2 separate regions of the Homo sapiens genome follow, and region 2 is linked to region 1. The links are chromatin loops, found by intact Hi-C in ENCODE. Cell type or tissue: A673. All regions are shown on one strand. Links, peaks and the distances in the headings refer to the core of each region. The heading gives the core; the rest is flanking DNA.

Region 1 (2,931 bases), core at 280-2,779:
AATGGCTATTAAAAAGTCAAAAACTAAAACATGCTGGTGAGGCTGCATAGAAAAAGGAACACTTATACACCGTTGGTGGTAACGTAATTTGGTTCAGCCCCAGGGGAAAGCAGTTTGGTGATTTCTCCAAGAACTGAAAGTATAACTACTTTTCAACTCAAAAATCCCACTACTGGATATATACTCAAAAGATAATAAACCATTATATTAAAAAGACACCTACATTTGTATATTTTTTCACAGCACTATTCACAAGAGCAGAGACATAGAATCAGCCTAAGTGTCTGTTAATGGTGGATTTGAATTTTAAAAATGTGGTATGTATATACCATGGAATAGTATGCACCCATAGAAAAGAATGAAATCATGTTCTTTGCAGCAACATGGATGCATCTGGAGAACATTATCCTGAATGAATTAACACCTAAACAGAAAACCAAATATTACATGTTCTCACTTACAAGTGAGAACCTAAATGTTAGGTTCTCATGACATACAGATGGGAACAGTAGACACTGAGGACTCCAAGTGTGGGAAGGGATGGAGAAGCACAATGGCTGAAGAAGCTGGATATAGTGTTGGGTCCTATGTTCACTGTTTGGGTGACAGGGTAAATAGAAGGCCAAACATCAACATCACACAACATACCCTTGTAACAAACCTGGACATGTACCCCATGAATCTAAAGTAAAGAGAAATAATTTTTTTAAAAAACTACAAAAATGAAAACACTATTTTATTCAATCTATTAATCTGGTCATAGGTGTTCTTTTGATGCATTAAACTTGTAGCATTAATTCTATTTTTTCTTCTATCAAACAATAAATAGATTAAAATTATGCCTGGGAAAATCATGGTCTTCTGTGGGGAGAAGAGAAAAAGGAAAACTTCTCCTTAGGCACATAATCTGAAAATTTAAATTCACCAGTGCCCATCAATCCTTAGTTATTTTTTTCATGAACCTTGAAATATGTGACTGTGTATTTTTTATGTGTACATGTAAACTTTTAAGGTAAATAATATTGAATCTTTAATATGAATGCATCTTGACCAAGAGAGCAACCTTTTACTACAATGCAACCTAATATGGAGGCCATAGAGCTGTCCCACTGAGAACACAATTCTCAGCCAAGGAAAATCTTTTACCTAATACAGGGAAGTAATGACTAACAGTCATCAGGGTGGATTTCCTGAGAAGATCATTAGACCTTCTCAGACTCCTCTGAACCCTCAAAACCTACAGAGGTAGCCCATCTACCCTGTAAAGAGCTAGTATATTTATTTGAGAAAACTCTGCAGAGATATTCACCTGCAAAGCTAATAGGTGAACCCTCAGGAGCTAATCTGGGCTGATAATTATAGTTAAATCCCATCATAACCAGTCTGGTAATATGCAAAGTCTGATATAAGAGGAAGAAAATTACAACCCTAAAGAGCTGCAAAAATGAGCTAGCATGTAACAGGATCCAAGGGAGTAGGCCTGATACTGGATTTTATTCCTAGCAACACCATGTTTTATTAAATAACTCTTCAATCTTCTGTCAGTAAAAGCCCCCTTGGTTGCTGCTCTGACCTTGCTGGTTTTTACAGTGGTTCAGCAATACAACTTGGACACTACTGCTCTATTTCAAGGGCTCTGGAATGTAAACTAAATAGGTAAGAATTCATTGACTTAGGGTCACTTTTATGGAACACAAGATTTAATACCCTGGCAGGGATCCCAGGGGATTATGCAAACTAGTTGCTGGGGTGACTTTTTAAAACCCGGAGATCATATTTGTCTTTTTGTGCCTGGTTTATTTCACTTAGTTTAATGTCCTCCAGGCTCATCCATGTTTTCATAAATGGCAGAATTTTCTTCTTTTTTAAGGTGGATAAATACTGCCTGATTTCACTTACATGTGAAATCTAAAATAGTAAAACTCATAGAAAGAGTAAAATGCTCGTTATCATGGATTGGGGGCAGGAGAAATGAAAAGAGACTGGTCAAAAGGTACAAAGTTTCAGTTATGCAAGATGAATAATTCATGGTAATTTAATGTACAACAATGTGGCTATAGTTAATACTGTATTATAAACTTGAAATTTGCTAAGGTAAAAGATTTTAGTTTTCGTCTCACAAAAAAGAAAGAAAAGGAGAGATGATGGATGTAGTAATTAGCTAGACTACGTTAATCATTTCACAGTGTATATGTATATAAAAATATCAAGTTGTATGCCTTAAATATATGCAATTTTTATTTGTAAATTAAATAAAAATGTTTCAATAAAGCTGGAGATAAAACCTTGGAGAAGCTGATGGCTTATATTAAGTAAAGTTGAAGTACCTCAGTTACTGTGGCAGATGGTAGATAAAAGAAATAAAAGGACTCAGGGGTGTGTTCATAAAATGATTACATAATGTAAGGTCAGAGGAACTGCTAAAGGACATTATTGCATGGAAAGACCCAGAGCCCTTCACCTTTAGCCAAAGTCTTAATAATTGTACTGGCAAAAGTAACACTGGTCTAGCTAAAAAGTGACTCTCTTCTACAGACTAGTGGTGATGATGGTAGAAGATGTAGCCACAGAGCTTGTCTGTTAATAGTGAAGGAAATTATGGATTGCTAGAGGGATAGAGGCCAGGTGTTATTTCTTAAAGCCAGGGAGTAACATTGCTGTAAAGTTCAGCCAGATCAAAGGGATAGTACAGGGAGCTTTATTAACAAGTTGATGAGTTAGTTAATAGAAGAACATGTTACTGTTATTGTTTCCTAAGGGAAAAATAGATAATGAATAAAGATGTTGTTCAATAATTATAATCAGAAGAAACAAGAGTATTTGGGTGGCTTTCCCAATAAAATCTTGTGACCTCTTCATCAGTTACTAGCCAATGTTCGGGTCCAGAATCCACTGACTTAAGCAAGCATTTAATCATTCCTTCAGTTCTTC
Region 2 (2,931 bases), core at 146-2,645, 480 kb before region 1:
AAGCGCTGGTGGAAAACACAAATTTATTTCTAATTATATTATTTTAAAAGTCTGACCACACTGCACTCCAGCCTGGGCGACAGAGTGAGACTGAGTCAAAAAAAAAAAAAGTCTGACCAATTAATAAATGATGACATTTAATTTCTGAGTATAAAATAAAATTATTTTAGGTGTCTTGTGTTGAGAATATTATCAATTCTACTTGATAATTAAACATCTGTACTTACATTAATATTTAATTCTGCTTATAGACGTCCACGTGGTAATGAAAATCTGTAAGAACTTTTCATTCATTTATAGAGTAGATATAAAAACCCTTGAGAACTTCCTAGAAGCTGGTATTTCTAATAGGAGAAGTAGTAGCAAAATGCAAAGAGATGGTATATTATGTTCACAAAGAGAGTAAATTGTTGTCAAATAATTAATATTTTAGCATTATTTTTGAGAATAGTCAGTGATTATTTTGAGAATACTCTGATTTTATTTTTCGAAAGTCAAATCTTTGTTAGAATATTGTTCAGGACACTTTTTAAATAAGACCACTCCTTCTTTTTCCACATTTTGCTTATTAAATTTTATAAGATGTAAATCAAGGTAGAGTAGCTTATATAGACCTGATTTTGTAACACTGAGTTATAATAAAGTTGTATAAACAATATCACAAAATATGCTTGCATTAGAGGCAAAATGTTCTGGGTTTTGATGCCAGCATTATCATTCACTAGCTGCAAAAGCTTGGCCACTTTTTTCTATATGCCTGAACCTCAATTATTCTATCTAAAAAGTGAGATATAGATAATGTTTACATCAGAGAGTTGTAAAAAAAAAAAAACTAACAATTACTTAGCATTTAACATATACTTAGTAGGCACTTTCAGACAAACTATTTATCTTTTAATCTTCAAACCAACAATGTGTAATAAGAATTATAACCCAAATCATTTTCAAGATAAAAAAATAACTTTCCATGTTTATATGGTTTAATGTGATTGATAAGGAAGATAAATTCACTTGGTTCAAACTCAGGACTACGTAGTTTAAAAGTTCATGCTCTTTGCGCTATACCAAAATGTTAAAATCTCATGAGAAAATACTTAATACATGGATGGCACTCACCAATTGTGAGTGTAAGTGGATGTGGGAGTTTTTCACACCCAATGCAAAATTCACCCTCTCTTTAAATCTCACTTTTTTTTAGCTTCAATTCAAACATGAAACCAGAGGGATACATTCGTGTGTGTGTGTGTGTGTGTGTGTGTGTGTAAATACCTTTTAGTTTATGATCCAAACCAGATTCAAGTGAAAACATTGGACATTTTTTCTCTGGTTGCAAAATGACTTAGCTTCAATGCGATTCTCAAGTAAGTAACCAACAGGGGGCATGAGAACACTGCTATTAACTGTCATTGGTGCTTGTCTGGTTTAACAAGTTTTCATCTGACATTTCTAAAACACTTAAAATATTATTCTAGCTGGCCGTAGTATTTGTAATTGCCTTACTAGATCTAGTTGCTGAAATTTAGTTTATTAATAAAGTGCTGTAACTCTTTATTAATAAAGTACAATTAATATTGTAATAAGTGCAATATTAATAAATCAAGCATTTTTATTAGCCAGGCATGTGTAGGGGAAAAAGTTAAGATTGGGAATTCAAATGAAAATGATTTAAATTAGCACAGAACTGAAAATGAAAATGTGATGCACATAAATGGCCCCATTATTGCAAGATAACAGAATGCTGTTCAGGCATTTTTCCTGTAACTGAGCAGACCACTAGTTAATTGTATATCTCTTTACTCTCACACTTCCCAATAGAAACACTTTTGTCTCTGCTATTTATTATGAAAGAAAACGTTTAAAGAGGAGAGTACAAAAAAGTTTGGGGCTGAATTCTAGAATGAATCACCATTCAAAAGAAACCTAATAGTATGCCAGTTGTTTTTATTCATATAACGTCAAATAGAGAATTATGTCTTTAATTTTCTATCAAATTTTGCTTACTGGTGCATTTATCGGGAGAGACTGAGGAGGGAAGTTGTACTTGGTTTTTTCCCTGCTTCCCACCGGGAAATTTAAGAGTCCTGAGAACTTTCAGGCAAGCTGTAGAACTTTACAGATATAACTTTTATCTGGGATTCTCACGAAACGTGCCAGAAAGGTCTTGTTTTGCTTAAGAATGGAAAGACCAAAGATATGACTGATTTTCCTTGCGGCTGAAGTAAGATAGAACGAGAGGAGAACCAGATTTGTGGGTTAAAGGGGGAACAGGTGACCTGCAAACGGTGCTGCATACTTGCTCTTGGTTCTTAAAGAACCCGCTCCTCCCCCCGGGGCTGATTTATTCAATACTCATACTCCAGATTCTTTATCAGCCGTGTCATTATGATAAGGATTTGCTAGCAAATTAATTTAGGTCAAACTTTTTCTCCCATATTTCTCTGGGAGTATTATAAAACAGTTCCAGACATGTTGGTTTCATATAGCAAAGTGACTATTGCATGTTACATATGTGTTAAGTATGATAGCACTCAGTTGTAGATGTGTGTTTGTGGTTTCAGGATCTTAGGATAAAGAGGAATTGCCTGCACATTTTCCCCTGGGCTAAGGTAGTTATGTAGATGTACGTTGTAATCTTTTGTAATTGGTTTATTCCAGGGTTTGTTTAGGACTTCACCTTTACTTAACTTAAAATAGATCACAGTTCTAAGAGGGGATTAGAGCCCAATCATAAGATTGGGTGAGTCTGTCCAGACACTGGACCTATTTCAGATTGAGTAAATGACAAAGCAATTTCCTGTTCTTTAACGTTGTGTTTCTATTACCAACCTTATTTTCCTTATTTCTGCTTTCCTCCCCAGTCAGCCCTAAAGACTGTCTCTCTCCGCTGTGAATCTCTCTCATCTTACATATCTAATCCACTTCAGCTGAAAT

The links. A loop is a pair of places that touch in the nucleus more often than their neighbours do. Peaks named below come from ENCODE experiments on the same cell type or tissue, not always from the same donor. Only the 100,000 strongest peaks of a DNase experiment are listed, where the experiment ranks them.
Region 2: it touches region 1 in a loop (4-fold over the local background); 2 of 110 quality-filtered maps call a loop at or near these places.

The regions. Positions count from the first base shown.
Region 1 is chr3:166,552,969-166,555,899 of GRCh38, reverse strand. No RefSeq gene overlaps it. Among named protein-coding and RNA genes, the nearest start is that of BCHE, 720 kb to the right of the region's middle. In A673, for the core only: no CTCF peak of the experiment used is centred there; a DNase peak (open chromatin) is centred at 1,709.
Region 2 is chr3:167,030,918-167,033,848 of GRCh38, reverse strand. No RefSeq gene overlaps it. Among named protein-coding and RNA genes, the nearest start is that of ZBBX, 350 kb to the left of the region's middle. In A673, for the core only: a CTCF peak has its summit at 1,375 (motif pointing right); a DNase peak (open chromatin) is centred at 1,378.